Regions from separate parts of the Mus musculus genome. Here region 1 is linked to region 2. The links are chromatin loops, found by intact Hi-C in ENCODE. Cell type or tissue: left cerebral cortex. All regions are shown on one strand.

Evidence for each region. A loop is a pair of places that touch in the nucleus more often than their neighbours do. Peaks named below come from ENCODE experiments on the same cell type or tissue, not always from the same donor. Only the 100,000 strongest peaks of a DNase experiment are listed, where the experiment ranks them.
Region 1: it touches region 2 in a loop (2.2-fold over the local background); 2 of 42 quality-filtered maps call a loop at or near these places.

Annotation. Positions count from the first base shown.
Region 1 is chr11:43,087,648-43,095,647 of GRCm38, forward strand. It overlaps a transcript of Atp10b not described here. Among named protein-coding and RNA genes, the nearest start is that of Atp10b, 58 kb to the right of the region's middle. In left cerebral cortex, no CTCF peak of the experiment used is centred here; DNase peaks (open chromatin) are centred at 4,667, 5,038 and 5,515; H3K27ac peaks cover 1,626 bases.
Region 2 is chr11:42,604,347-42,612,346 of GRCm38, forward strand. The region is part of intron 8 of Gabrb2 (gamma-aminobutyric acid (GABA) A receptor, subunit beta 2); the gene reads left to right. Among named protein-coding and RNA genes, the nearest start is that of Gm34591, 190 kb to the left of the region's middle. In left cerebral cortex, a CTCF peak has its summit at 4,525; DNase peaks (open chromatin) are centred at 2,103, 4,614, 5,000, 5,187 and 1 more place; H3K27ac peaks cover 3,949 bases.

The sequences.
Region 1 (8,000 bases), 480 kb after region 2:
CATAAGGAGCACAATTTGCCTAAACTTTAGTTCTCTCACTTAGAAAATGGGAATAATTATGATAGTGCCACTTCTAATCACACACACATACACACACAAGCAGTAAGTATAAAGAACTCAGTGAAAGTGCAAACGTGTTGTATGCCTTGTTAAGTACAGGGATCATTGTGGAAACAAGGAGAGTGGAGACAGTAACAATGACAGCAATGGCCAAAGCTCTTGAGTAGAAAAAAAGGAAGCAATGGCCATACCTGGAAGAGGGAGTAGAGGGTCCTGGGGTGTCCTTAACATTGGGTGAGGTAGGAAACTCAGTCCAGAAAACTATAAATACATGCTGGGCAAAAACATTCAGGGCAAGAAAGGAACCTTGGTTTCCCCAGAAGGCAAATGAGTAGAGCTTCAAACGGCTGTGCTCCCCTACAGAAACAGGTGTTTAATGAAGTAGACGGCAAACGTGCCAAGAACACCGAATGTCTACGCCGAGTGGAAAAACAATCCTGTGTGATTACCTTATTCACAAAGATTGTGATACACGTGCATCATAAGAATTCAGGATTCTGTTTTTGTTTGCTTGTCTGTTTGTTTTTGTTGTTGTTAAAAAAACAATGTTTTCTGAAATAGGGGGACCATGAACTTAAAAGTAACCTGTTACTTTTAGATGTATAAAAATGCACTCTCTCTCTCTCTCTCTCTACTCCTTTATAGCAAGTGAACTGTTCTGAGTGCTTCTGGTTGGTTTTGTTTTGTTTTGTTTTGTTTTTTCCCAATTGAAATAATACTTAAACAATTCATTTCCTGGCCACAGACTTTTAATTCCAAATCAAGAACTCTGGAGTCCTACTTGCTTCGGTTTGAATACTAGCCTTCTCCTTAGGTGATGCTGTAATCTCAGATATGTTGCTTCAGGATTCTGGTACACAGACTCTTTGTCCAAAAGGTATAGAAATACCCTCCGTTTCCTTTATCGAGCACATCTGTAAGCACCAAGCCCAGTGAATGACAACCTGTGGAAAGTACTCGGTCAAAGGTCACTTTATTACGCTGCCCAAAGCAGGACTTTTTTCCAAATTGCTCACATACTTGAGGGAAAATGGAAACTTGAAGGTGAGCACATTGTCCTGGTGAGCCTCAGAGCCTGGGAAAGATTGGAAAATCCTCTGAAGACTGAGCAGGGGCAGGTGTCAAACTCCAGCTCCTGTTACCCAAGGTCTAGGTGAGTGTGCGCATAAGAAATCCAGCCAATGAAATGGAGTCACCATTACCCTCTAGGCAAACTGCAGCCCAGTGAGAAAACACAAAGATTTCTATGTCCCAGAAAGTGAAATTTGACACGCATACAGGCTATTACTTAAAGTAAGATAGTGTCCTTCCTAAGGTTCCGAGAGAGAAAAATCAGCATGTTGATTTCGGCTTTTATGTTTTACAAAGTGACTTTCATGGGAAAGGTAACTGTGTTAACACTTTAGAGCAGCTGCCAAGTGTCTTTGGCAATAGAATGTCAAACTATGGGAACCTTGATCAGCAAAGCGGAAACCTCCTGTTTTGTTGACTGGGACAGGAGACATAGTCATAGCATCTTTAATCCAAGGGATTTATCATGTTTTTGAGGGCATACAAGAAGTGTCTACCCAGAAACTGCTTATTTCAAGCACACCCTCCTTCCTGATACCAAAGCTGCTCATCATATGCATTTAGAATGAGCTAGTTATAATATGGAGTTATTACATTATGGCTTATGAGTGGCAGGGTATCCAGACTGTTCAGTTTACCCAGAGTAAGGAGACTAGCTCATGCTCTTGCAATTCAGAACTTGGGAGCCCTACTCGATGTACGATATTCCCTTGGATTAACAGACATTAAGCACTATGATCTCTTGACAACCACTGTGCTGTGTAACTTCCTGCTAGTGAGAACAAGTGTCTAAGATGATCAGCCTTAGTGGAAGGCAGGTTGACTTGGGCTCATGGTTTCAAGGGGATTTGAGCCATGTTCACTGGGTCCTGTTGATGTGGAGCCTATGGTGAAATTGTACATCATTATGGGATTATATGATAAAGGGAACTGCTCACTTCATAACAGGAAGGAAGGAAGGAAGGAAGGAAGGAAGGAAGGAAGGGCAGGCTGCTATCTCAATACCTTCTTCAAAGAGATAGCTTAAGTGATCAAACCTTCTTTCACCTGGTCTCATTCCCTAAATGTTCTATCACTTCACAATAATGCTGTGTAGGGTTGCAATCAAGGCTTGAATACATGGTCCTATAAGACGACCCTTAAGGTCATAAGTATAGCATTTGAAAACACCAGATTTAGAAAGATCTTGGATGCATGCTCATGCCTTGCTAGGTTCTGTAAATCATGTTGGGAAACAGCACTCATAAAAGGTAAACTTTATACCTTCACTGAGGAAAATGATGACAAATGCATCATTCATGATGGACACAACTGTTTTCCTAGATTTGAGCTCAGAATAAGTTATTGTGCTAAGTTGTACTCTCTCTCTTCATGACACTGTTAAAGGACTGAAGTGTTATTCAGAAAGTGAACTATCACTCCAAGAGTGGCTTTGAAGAAATTACAATACAGATGGATCTACCAGACAGATAGCTGGCCAAAACTGGCCTTATTATGCAGGGTACATAATAGTTAATATTACCTATGCCTAGAATTCTATTCAAAGCTAGATAACAAGGCACATTCAAGAGAAAATAATTAGGCCTTAAAAGAACCCTGAAAGGCAAGCGTTAGAGATTCTTGAGTTGTAATTTTTATGATTCAAAAGGAATTCTAATGATTGTATAATAATTTACTATGGATCAAGCTGCTGCTTTTTGATGGCTGTTGTAGACTTGAAAGTTTTGTACCCGAAGAGTACCAAACCCAGCTTAAAATCTTTAGAATTCCCACAAGAAAATTGTGCATAATAGCTAACAGGAAAAATAGGTGGAAAAGGCTACATTACTGATAGCTGTGAGAATTCCTTAAAGCTCTGATAAAAGCAAATTGGTTAGATTGAATCACAAGATTTTCTGAAATCTAAATTAGTATGCTTACATGTACGCTCACATATACATGTGTGTTCCCACCCCCATGTCTGCCTACCTGACTATCCCTGAAATGCTAAGTGAAGACAGCAAGTCTACCAATGCCTGTTTCCAGTAGTGCCAGCTCCATCCTGTCATGTTTAGGAAACCACAGTTATCCAACAGTCAGCCTGAACACCCACAAAGAACTCAAAGGCAACGAGTGCTTCTCTATCTATCAAGCATCAGTGAGAGGATGGCTTTGGGGGGGGTGATCTTCATTAATAAGTATGGACTGGGTTGAGCCAATTATTTTGTCTGAGGAACAACACGGAGGTCATCTGAGCCTACTTGTCGGAAGGCAGCATCTCAGCATATCTTTTATTTGCATAGAATGTTCCTATGCCCCACCCTTGACTCAAACATCTTTATTTGTCTATCTAACTACGTATCTTTGAAAGCTTGTTTGAGTTTTCAGAGTCTCTTTCCTGACCAAGCCACTGTGAAACCCTGAGCCAGATAAGACAACAGTAAAGTGAAACATTTGCTCCCTAGCAACTATCGTCTACCATGGAAGTTAAGCAGGTGTTCAAAAGCTGCAGATTTGTTTATTCTGGGGAGAGGGGCATGTGCCATGGCTCCCGCATGGTGATCACAAGACGATCTCATGGAGTTAGTTTTTTCCTTCCACCACGTGGATCCTGAGGACTGGGGTCATTAGGCTTGGCTCTGATTGGCTGAGCCATCTTGCTGACCTTCACAGGTTTCATTGATATCAGCTTTCTCTACATAGAAAAAGCTGTTCTCTGTATTATCTATGAATCACCTTGCTAATAGAAACTTCAGCAGAAAATCCTATCTAAAAGATCATTTGATTAGTGTCTCAGAAATATGACCAAGGAGCTAAACTTCTGGCATCTTCAATTTTCTGTGAAGTGGGATTATTGCAAAGGTTTGAAGGCATATGCTCTTTAAAGAACCGAGTACCATAAAAAAATACTAATGCAGGTGATAGGATGTGAAGCAAGGCATACAATAGTTCAACCTGAATCGGTTTACTTTGTGACACTCTGTGCCTAGGTTTCCTCATCCTAATAATGGAGTCAGAAAGAACACTATTTCTACAGGTTGTTATGTGAGTTAACACATGCAGAACATTAATACCAGTTGCTGGCAAAAAAATGGAAATTCAATAAATCTTAGCTGTTATCATTATTATTATTACCAGTATAATATACACCATGCAATAGATATTGAATAAATGGTAAGCAATTTTTAAATTAAACTTCATTGGTATTCAAAGTCACTTCTCTCCCATATAGCTGCCCCATTGAATTCTGGTAAGGAGCTCCAAACAATCTTCAGATCACTGTGGGGATGACACCTTCCCCTGCCAGTTAGTGTGTGTTGTGCAGCAAAGTAAATAGAATAATAACCAATCTGATATTTTAATTATCACGCATGTCAGCGATGCTGCTTTATAAATCAAAGCTAATTGATTCCGAGCACTTGCTATTTCTTCAGCCCTCCTACCGGCTCGGGAGCAAGCCTGCTATTTTCTGTGTAAACACTGAGGGTGGTTCCAGAATGGTATTCAAAATCAGTGGAGTGCTTTTTACACGTGGGCAAACTCAAAGCCAGGAATTAGGAGTTAGCATACTCAGTTCCACCCACCCATGGTATATATCCAGAAGAGAGCATGATGCTCCTCTCGGTGATGTTTGAACAGCTTCACTTAGACTGAACCTCCAGAAAATGGTCCAAACTTTTGAATCAATTTTTTCTCCATATTCCCATGGAGCACTCGGTAATTTAAGTGGCTGTTACATAAACCTGTATGTTTGTCTGGATGCTTGATTTTCAAGCTTATGTTTGTTCACAGTAGATCTTGCATAGAAATGCAATTTATACAGCAAACCATGGGTGCTGAGAGATACAGGTTGAAAAAAAAATGCAACCGAGCTAGCTAGCAACCACGCAGTCCCCCTTACCATGAGCATGCTGGATCTGATCCCAAAGTATATGCTATGGAGAGCTGCCAGCTGTCTTCCTATCCCAAATCCACAGCCTCTGCTTTACAGAAGTGCGATCACTCAGTTTGCCCAAGAAGCTTCTCTATCAATGCATTTGCACATGTCAGGGAAAATTCAAATCCCCTTGACGTCGCAGGTTCTGCTTTTAAGCAGTTCAACCATCTGATTTTAAGCTTTTAAGCTTTTACATGTTCCAAACTACAAAACTCGAGGTTCTGGAGTATGGCTCAGTGATGAACACATAGTCACATGCTCAAGGCCTTGGACATGCTTCCCAGAACACACACACACACACACACACACACACACACACCTGAGTTTTACATTTTCAAAAATTCGTTTGCTCTCTGCTTTACATATGATGTGCCCCAATAAACTCATGTATGATGCAGCCCCAAACGCATGCAATCCACCTAAGCTACTGAAAATCACAGTGGAGCAGCCCAGCCCACTCTACAGAGCATCTGTTGTTCTCTCTAGTAGTCACGTGAATAACCCGGAGCTGTAGCTTCCTGCTGCTGCCCAGCATCATGAGAGAGCAGAGTACTAACACCACTAGTTTAGGAAAAGATCACAATTCAAATTGCACTTTTTAATGAATGAGTATTGCTTTCACACTATCTTAAAGTCAAAAATGGTTCTTCATCCACGGTAAAGGAAAGGCTGCCTATTAACAAGTCCTCCCCTACCTATCCTTCCAGTACTTTAGTCATTTGAATAATTTGGGGGACAGGGGAGGAGAGCATCACATTGAGAAAGAGATTGAGATGGAAGATTTGAAGATTTTTTTTTTTAATTTGGAAAAAAAATGAAAGAAACTTTGGAATTAAAGAGCCCCTATGGGCTTAGGATAAGGTTTGTTCTACAAGCTCTTTGCTCATGGGTCTAGCCAAAAAAGTTCATTTACCCCCCCACACCCCCCATAGCTTAAAAATGAAGATTCATGATGAGTGTGATAATTTATTCCAGCAGCCAATATAAATCGAAAATAGAAATCATTTTGCAAGTGACTGAGCAAGTAAACAAAGATGATAAACCTGTCAATGTTTACTGCTCATTCAGTCTTGGTTTGTCAAATCTATGGCAAACTTGCTCCTGTTCCACCCACCATGCTCAAGGCATATGAGCAAGGTGTAGGGTATCTGAGAGTCCCACATGAGCAGCATGCCAAAGAGCGACTACTAAGTCATCAATCAGCACTAGCATGTGATGTAGAGGTGCTCTGCCAGTTATCATCCACTAGATTTTACATAGGAGAAACCAGGCCAGAAAGGTGGACAGCTGGTCCAATATTGTACTGAAAGACTCCGAGAGGAGCCCCTCACTCAGGCCTCAGGACAAGAGCGGACACCCAAGAACTCACGATAGACCGAGCTTGTTCAAACCACATGAGGCTTTATTCGGGGAAAGCCAGAGCTCTGGGGATGACTCATATCCCACGCAGGGGTAGAGGAGTCGACCTCGAGAGGAAAGAGGTCCCAGTTTTTATAGGCCCTCAGTGGGGAAAGAAGAAGCGGGGGAGTACGGGATTTCCAGAGGGATTTCCAGATCTAAACAATGTCTATTCTCACGAAATGGGTATGGGAGGGGTACAAGGAAAGAGTCTGGTGCAGGTGTAGCAACTCAGGATTGGCCGGGCTGAGGTTGCTGGGGAGATTTTCTGACTCTTTCCCAGCAACCAATATCACAAACACCTGGCAATGGGCTTCATCAGTGGGCACACACATGGGTCAAGGAACGGTCAAAACATTGGCAGACACACAGGTTCAAGGAGTGGCCAGAGCATTGTGCACCTCTATTTTTCTAAATCAGTGAAGCTAGTTCTGCTAACACTGACATCTATCTTGCCAATTTCAGGGCTTCTGTGTCCTTTTACATTCTGTCAGGATCTTTCAGTACTGTTGGTTAAAAAATGATTGTGTATTTTACCAATACAACTCTTAGTTGTATTACACTGAGCATGCTAGGACATTGATAAACCCTGTTTGAGAATTCTTGCGTTGTTACGTCTATCTATGAAGGATAGGACATATTCAAAGCCGCTTCCTAGATCTGAATTTTTTGTAGAAGGTTGAAACTCTTGTAGTCCCTTGGGGCTGGAGAGATGGCCCGGTGCTTAATAACACTTGCTGCTCTTTCAGAGGGCCAGGGCTCTGTTGTCAGCTTTCAGATCAGGTAGTTCACAACTGCCTGTAACTGCAGCTCCAGGAGATCCAGTGCCCTGTTCTGGAATCCGAGGGTACCCACACACACACACACTTACTCTCCTGATCCCAGTATGCAATTCAACAGTTTTGAATTTTCATTTCCTCAGGTATAGGATAGATATGCATGGATGCTGCAAAATTCGATCAAGCTCTAATATGGTAAAAACCTAGCATATGATTCAGAACACGATGATAGGCAGAATATTCCAGTGCAAGACTTTTCTCTCATTTCTCTGCCCGTCACTCCCATCTGCTCTCTTCCGGGTATTGCCACAAGTTATTGATTCCTCAGGTTCAAGTGGGGAACTTCATCTTTTTGAACCTCTTTATTTTTTAAAACAGAGGATTACATTAGTGCTGAGATCACTGTGCCAGGAGGAGCATATGAAATTACAGCAGCAATAACAAACTCCCTGACCACATGGATACAGACTCCACACACAGAGCCTCCCAGAATATTATCCCATGCTTAAATTTCTACCCCCATTAAAGTATTGTTATAAACATTTATGTCATGGCTACTGTATAGATACTGAAGCAAAATAATTGTTGATAAGACCAACATCTCTCCCACAAGAGCACTAGACGAGTAGGATGAGTAAGATGTTCTCTTACTCTAGAGCTATAAAAAGGAAATCCTTCAGACCAGGTGATTTGTAAAGAATAGAAGTTGATTTATCTCCCAGTTGTAGAAGTCCCAAGGGTCTCACAGCATTTGATGAGCATCTATCTTCTTTCCT
Region 2 (8,000 bases):
TAGTTTTCATTTTTCAAATATGAATCAAATAAATGGCAATGTTTTCTGAATGCCAAAATCGTAATTAACTACACATGTATTCAATATGCATGTTTCCTTAGATGTGTAAGTTGTTCCTGAGGTGTGTCTACTATAAACAACTATAAAATAAGCCTTATATTGTTGGCATGCTTGAACACTGTTACCTCTTAATACAGAAAATGGAATTTTTTTTGTCTAGAGTTAAACAATATCTATTTACATGTCACTATTTTTTTTTTGTCTAGAGTTAAACAATATCTATTTACATGTCACTGTCTATACTGGTCTGTATGTAGTTTGCTCAGATACTGGCACCATATAAGAGTGTATCATATGTGCATTTCATCTCCAAAATGAGAAACAAACAAATAAACAACAACATGTTTTTCTATGCCCAATTAAGTATTAGAGAGATGGATGTATTAAATGATTCTAAATTTACTTTATCTTCTCTCTGTCTCAAATGTCCTAAAGAATAAACCAGAAATTGAAAAGTAAAACAAACAATAAAAATAATACTTATAAAATGAAGCTATGTACAGCAAAGTTGTTCAAACAAAGTCAGAGTTAATGTAAGCAGAGTTCAGAGAAATCTACCCAAGATGTAGATAGGCCAACAAGAAAGCCCAATAGCAACATTTGGATCAAGATGAGGAATGCATACAAGGAAACAGCATAGAAACCCTGGACAAAAAAAAAAAAAAAAAAAAAAAAAAAAAAAAAAAAAAAAAAAACAGTTCTGACTGAGAAAAGTTACATCTCGAGATTCACTTTAATAAAAAGATATTCTATAAATATTATAATAGAGGGGGGAAAGATGAGAAAAGGGAGCAAGTTTAGAATAAAGAGAGAAACAGGGCTTAGTGGATTCAGGTACTGTAGCTAAGGCTGATTAGTTCAGTTTAATGCCAAGATCCGTGTGATCCAAGGAGAAATGATTTCCACAACTTGTCCTCAAATCACCTCAGACAAGCATGCACCCACACACATACACATGTACAAACTCACACACACACACACACACACAAATCTGAAAGCAAAGTGATCTTTCTAGAAACTACAAATAAGTGTGCAAAGAATGCTATATTTGTGTTAGCTGAAACTAGTGAGGAAGATATTAAAAGGTAACCCTGACTAAAAAAAATAGCCTAGCCCATAAACTTTTCGCAATAAATCCTTTCAAACATTGAAATGTAGTTACCTTTAGCGATACTAGAATTCTTGTTGGACATAGCAGGAAGGAACCCTTCAAGTGATTTAGATGTGCACTACAAATAAGTGATGGCAATCCCCTATTAAAACTCTATGCAGCAAACTATAGATCCACTTCAATAATGAAAATCAATGGCAGAGAATAAGCATTGAATAGCAAAGACTGTTCATAAAGCTTTAGCATTTATTCTTGGCTATAAATGAAAAATAACTTAAACTGGAGATTAATTAGATCTCCAAATGAAGTAAAGATTTGGAGATCATCTGCAATTTATAAACAAATATCAGCCCTGTCAAGCTATTGGAGTTATAATGGTACACACATAATAGGAATAATTGCTTTCTCATTCTTACTTATACATGCATTTATCAATGGGTGAATATTTTTTGCAGTATTTATTTTATATTTATAGAATTTCAGATTCTAGAAAATGAGGTAAAGTTTCTATCATCAAAAGGGAATTTTTCCTGAGAAAACTCTGGATTAGAAAATATTTATTAAATAAAAGAGAGGAAAGAAAGTGTTTTTTCCATGAGCAGTTCTAGGAATCAAGAGCTGGCATCAAATTTTTATTAACCACCTTCCTAATAATATTAAAGTATTTCAAAACAAAAATACAATATTTCCAGCAAGTTCCTTTTCGTGTTCCTAAGGAAATTCAGGATTGTTACAGCCTCTGCTGCAAAGAGTATGCCAGATAGCTTGATACTTATTTAATTTTGGCAAAGAGTATCTAGGGAGACCTAACAAAACTGGGCCCTGACATGATTTTTGAAATCTCCCTTGACGATAAACAAGCTGTCTGTTTTCCTCACAACACTTCTACCAGCTCTGACTGCAAATATTTCTGGAAGTTGGACAAACTCCAGCAGGCCTCCTCCCCTGAGTGAAAGGAGACCTGTGGTGACTGCTTAAAGAGGAGTTGGGGCTGAAAATCTGAGTCAGAGAGGGTGAAGCCAGCCCTTCTCAGCTGCATCCTGAAGAGCACACTGTAATATCAAGTCCCCACATGCAAACCTTAGTTCATGGAGTATTTTACATTTCCTTAAGCCAGAAATAGGATTATTGTTCTTGTCTATACTTATGAAGAATACAATTTATGTATACAATGGGTTCTGCCTAGGTTAAAATAATTCCTGTTTAGTTAATTAATATTTTAGTATTTTTTATAATTTAATTATAGAAGCCTTTTGGTCCTTCTCTTTTTGTTCTTCCTACAGTATACAAGGTGATCATAAATTGTTCAGATCCTGTGGTGTAGAGTATTCGAGATCCATCCTTCTATCTACAAATATTACTCATTATCTAGCTTCCTTCTATTGCCCCTACACCTCGCACCTTCATAGTCTCTATTTTTCACAGTTCTCTACTCAGATAAACTTCTATTAAATCTCAGGGATTATTTGAGAAACCAGCCTACTGAAACCAAACACATGAGTTTTATTCCCCAATAACAAGCTCTCAGCTACACTTTGTTCATCTCCTAATAGCCTTTCTCAGGCTAGCATGGAATCTCTCACAAAGAATACAGATTTGGAGAAAGCATCATGAATGTGATGATTGTTCACTAAATATTTACCAAATGATTGCTCCTAGAGAATGGCATTCTCTATTTTGATGGCTTAAAGGCACAGAGAGTTCTAGATTGATGAATATAGCTTCATCTTGGATTGGAGACAGCCCATAAGCTCAAGCCCCAAGACTTGAATTTTGCAGTGTGTGCATGGAGTGGAAGCTGGGAGTGCTTCAAAACCCCACTGGCACTGAAAGCCTTATAGCTCTACTGTGAGACTGTGATCTTGAGAATTATACTGGGTAGAAAGTTCTTGGAAGAGCAGTTGGTGTTTGCAAGTGGTCACTGTGACTTTGTGGAAGAACAGGAGAACAAAGTTGAGAATGTTTTATGGTGTTAAAGATTTGCTTTTGAACTCAGTGCTCTCATTGGGTCTACTGAGCTTTCCCGATGGCTCCTGTAAGATGATTCTAATAGCACTGGAACTCAGAATGTACTCTACATGAGTTCATTGAGTACACAGATAATGTGTGCCATTCAATTTCACAGGAAGGAGATGCAGCATTCAGATATATGCTCATGAAAAATATTACAGAGCAAAATGTAAATTTTAATTCTAAAAAGAAAATGAAAAATTAAGTTGCTCCTTTGTCCAACTTGGCTGAATGTACCAAGCATGTAAGAACAGCATTTCACTCTAGGGAGACAGCTGAAGGATCTTGTCATTATTAGCATAAAGACTAATCCATAAACAGAAGTGACCAGCCCAAGGTCACACAACAATTAGATTACCCCCTTCATAGCACTGTCTTCTAGTCTATGAGTTAAAAGTGCATAATAATTTTATCTGCATGGCATCTTAAACTCTTTATCAAAGTAAAAAAAAAATGCCTCTGACAGAAGTGACTACACAGGACAGCATTCTGACTGAATAGAAACCATTCTACCCTCAGCTTGGACCACTCTGTAGAAATGCTCAAATTATCAGAGTCTCAAATATTGATATCTCTTAAAAGCTAATACTCACCAAGAGTGTGCAAACTCAGAAGTCAGTCAAACTGACTTCTACTTGAATCATTTTCTGTTATCCAGTGCCCCAAAACACAACTACATAGAGGGTCATCTTTAGGAAACAACATTTTAATCACCAGTATGCTAATAAGTAACTCTTAGCTCTACTTCTAGCTTATTAGGTCAGAATTTCTGATTGCCTGACAAGGTAAATTTTAGCAAACTCCCCCCAAAATTCACATGACCACAAAAACATAAGCTTGTACACTTGCTCTACAAACCCTTTAGTCCCAGAAAATACAGTTTTGATCCAAGAAACTCATTTGATAATTCATAACATAAGAGACTAACATGTCATTTGAACCTGGGTTCTTTTGATTTGAAAGATTTCAAAATTTGACCAAGAATACAGACAGGAATTTCTCCTTTGGGGAAATATCAGGACATCACTTGAGCACAGTGTTCTGCCATATATTCTAAATTTATATTTTTTTCGTTCATTTCTTTGCTCTGTGTTTTAAAGTTTAGCAACATGCACTGTCTGCCATCATCTTCAAACGCCCAAGCTAGGGGAAATTGGGTGTTAGAACTAGCACAGGGATATTTGACAAGGTTGTGTCAGATTAACATTAGTTCTAAGGAGAGAGACCTTAGGAGGCAGAGTAGAGGGTGCATTTGACAAGTGTTCACTAGGGTAATTCACCATGTAATTGGCCAAATGCTCAAAAGTCATTAGACCACAGCTGAGTAAGAAATTCGTGGCTGCTGTAGAGTTTATAGCTCCCTCTGCAGCTCCCTTTTTCCTGGAGGCTCTATTCAGAACCTCGCTTATGAGGAACCCACATGCTTGAGTCAGGAATAGCATATGTATGCATGCATAATTCCAAAGTTGACTTTTTAAAACAACAACCAGATATCAGCGACTTTTAGAAGGTCAAGTAGCATGGTTAGGGCTAGATGATTTATCCCATTTTATCTCAATGTCTAATATGCATTCATGTAGCCTAAGGACACTGCTAGAGTACAAACTCTTAGTCTGTTGTGTCTTAAGATTTGAGATTCTGTAATCTCCACACACACTTTCCAGCAATGCCAAAGCAACTGATCTATGGTTCATAGGAAAAAGCAAGGATCTAGCTGAGGGAATGCAAGTGAGCCCTCTGGATATCAACTCTGCATGACTCATGGCTGTTGCCTTGAGAGCTACATTGAGGATGCTGCAATTGAGTCCAGGACCAGCTGGTCTATTACCAGTGCCTAGCATAAACTTAAGAATAGGCGACATCACCTCTAATAATTCTCTCATGTAATGTACAGAAGCTAAAGCCCAGAGATTCCAGGGATTTATTCAGGATCCCACAGAAGCTAGTAAGTTATTGAGCTAGGGCTATATAAAGTAGAATGCATGCTTAGATTATCTTTTTTCTATCTCGCTCTGAGTTGCACATTTTAATCACAGATTGCATGTGAAGCTGTTTTAAAATAACTTTCCTCTCACTTCTATAACTGTCGGAACCAGTCACAGAATCTAATTTGGATTCATAAAGCCAGAGGACTTTGTGTAGCTAAGTCTCTGAAACAACTCTGAGACTTTCACTAAAGAGCCTCACTTGTCTTTAGTTGTCTTGTTTGTGAAAATAACAGACATGGCACACCTAACCTTTCAAGTTCACTTTGATGTTGTAGAAAGTAGCAAGCTAAAAGATCTGAATATACACTGAATTTGTTTAAGTGACTTAAATATATTCAGGAAAATTTTATTTAAAATGTGAGGCATCATTGAATTTTCCTGAAAAGATTACTACTTTTAGCCTTGTACGATGTAATCCCAGCACTCAGGAAACTGAGTCAGAAGGATATCGGGAAGTTGATAGCAGGAACCTTACATAGTGAATCCTAGGCCAGCCTGGGCTACAGAGTAATGACTTGTCTCAAATAAACAACCACAAACACACACACACACACACACAGAGAGAGAGAGATAGAGAGAGAGAGAGAGAGAGAGAGAGAGAGAGAGAGAGAGAGAGAGAGAGAGAGAGAGAAAGGTGAACACACATGCACATATACACTCTTACCAAATTATGGGTCAAATTTTATCTGAAGAGGCTGTTAATTATTATAATGAAATTCTTCTGGTTTTCTATCACTGCTTAATGGGAATAAAACAAGAGAAAGGAAGATATCAGGACAGACAATACCAAATCTTACTTAGAAATGATACTTTGTTCTGACGTTAACTTCCAGGTTAGCAAAAAGATTACCTATTTCCTCTTTCTTGCCCAGAAAGAGAAAGGGGCATTTCCTTTGTATGCAGGAGCCTACTAGGAAGGAATCTTCCTTTCTATAGACCACTCTGTCTTTTCAATTGCAGCACCAATCACTGCCAAGGGGAAGGGGAGGAGTAACAAGTTTGGTTTAAAGCCATCAGCTTCACCATGGGGACAGGAAGTCACTGCTACTCTGTTGGAGAGGAAGTATAGATCTGAGATCTCTACTAAACACTACCGAGAAAACATTTTAAGAGCAGAGCAGTGTCTGACTAAGCGAATCTGTAACTCTGAACCTTTTCTGTGGGTTGTAGATACTGCAAGTTATTAGTGCCTTAGAAATGATGACCGTTTGTTATTGCCTAATCACATGCCAGACAGGCTGGTGGATCTCCTGTGTTAGTGAGCTTTCCACTGCTGTAAAGTCTAATCGCAAACAAATCAATGTAAAAGGACCAAAAGGTTTATTTGCTTTCCAGTTTTAATCCACACATCCTTGCTCCCATTGCCAGGAGGAACACATCTGCATCATGCTCAGGGCAACTTGGCATTGTCTGAATGTTTTAAAAGCTATAAATAGACAGGGGCACTAAGGCAGTGGTTTTCAACCTTCCTAATGCCTTGACCCTTCAATACAATTCCTCATGCTGTGGTGACCCCCAACCATAAAATTACCTTCTTTGCTATGTCATAACTGTAATTATATGCATTACGTGTCACTATGAATAATAATGCAAATATCTGTTTTTAGATGGTCTTAAGGGCACCCCTGTGAAAAGGTTGTCCTACCTCCAGAGGAGTTGTGAGTCACTAGTTGAGAAACACTTCACCAAGGCATCAACATTCCCTTCATGAACACACCCACAATCCCCTAGAACCTCCTAGAGTGCCATACCTCCTAACCATTCCATTCTTTCACAATAGCATCACAGGCTTCATTCTAAGCCTTTAATATGTGGGCCTTTGAAGGATAGTAATGATCCAAAGTATAATATTTCTTAAATTCTCTAAATCAGTTCTAAAATAGCCTCAAAATACAACTCACTCATTTTATATTGTATTAGTTCTTCTGAAATTCATGCCCAAAGCAGTGGGTTTCATGATGTTGTTTCATAGATGCTTTGGATCCTGTTGGTACTCCTTCCCAACTTCCTTTTCCATCCTTTACATCCTCGCGATGGTTTCCTGCCTCCCTCAGCAGTCCTACTTTTGCTTTTGTGGACTATGTATTCTGTCACCTTTTCATTTCTGTATTTTAACAAGTAGGAAACTGAGGCTCAGTGGAGCTGGAGAACTAAGCCAAGATCACACAGCAAGTTGGTAGATGAGCAAGAAATCAAAGCTGTCTCCACAGCTCACATTTGCAAGTTTAGTTAACTATATAAATGTTCTTGTCTCTATTCGAATTTTAAATGTGACTATACAAAGAGCATGCACAGAATGTGAATTGCATATTATCATTATCATCATAATGAAGCTGTCTTTATTGACGAATTTCAATATGCAGGAAGAGATACTTATTTTCCATATATAAATGGAATAAGAACTAGCCTGAAAATTTAATTTTGTTGATGGGTGCAGGCTGGGATTTCCAAAACTTATACTAATCCTGTTGGCAGAAAATGAAGTGGAACATTTCTAGTTCATTCTTGACTCTGTCCATTGTAAGGATAATGAAGCAAACAATATCCCCAAATTAAGCACCAGGAAGATACATGATTGAGAGTCTTTTGCTTCCTGTGACCACTGAGGTTTTAACTTTAGACACCTCCTAACATGCTTAATCTAAAGTACAAAAGAGAATGGTGGCAGGGTTCAGTCTTTTGCAAATCTTGCTAGAGTAATTACATCAGCCGTGAGCTTAGGCATCAACATCTATTAGTGGTCTTCTAATTCTACACTTATGCAATACATACACACACACACACACACACACACACAAAATCAATAATAAACAAAGTTTTAAAAATACATG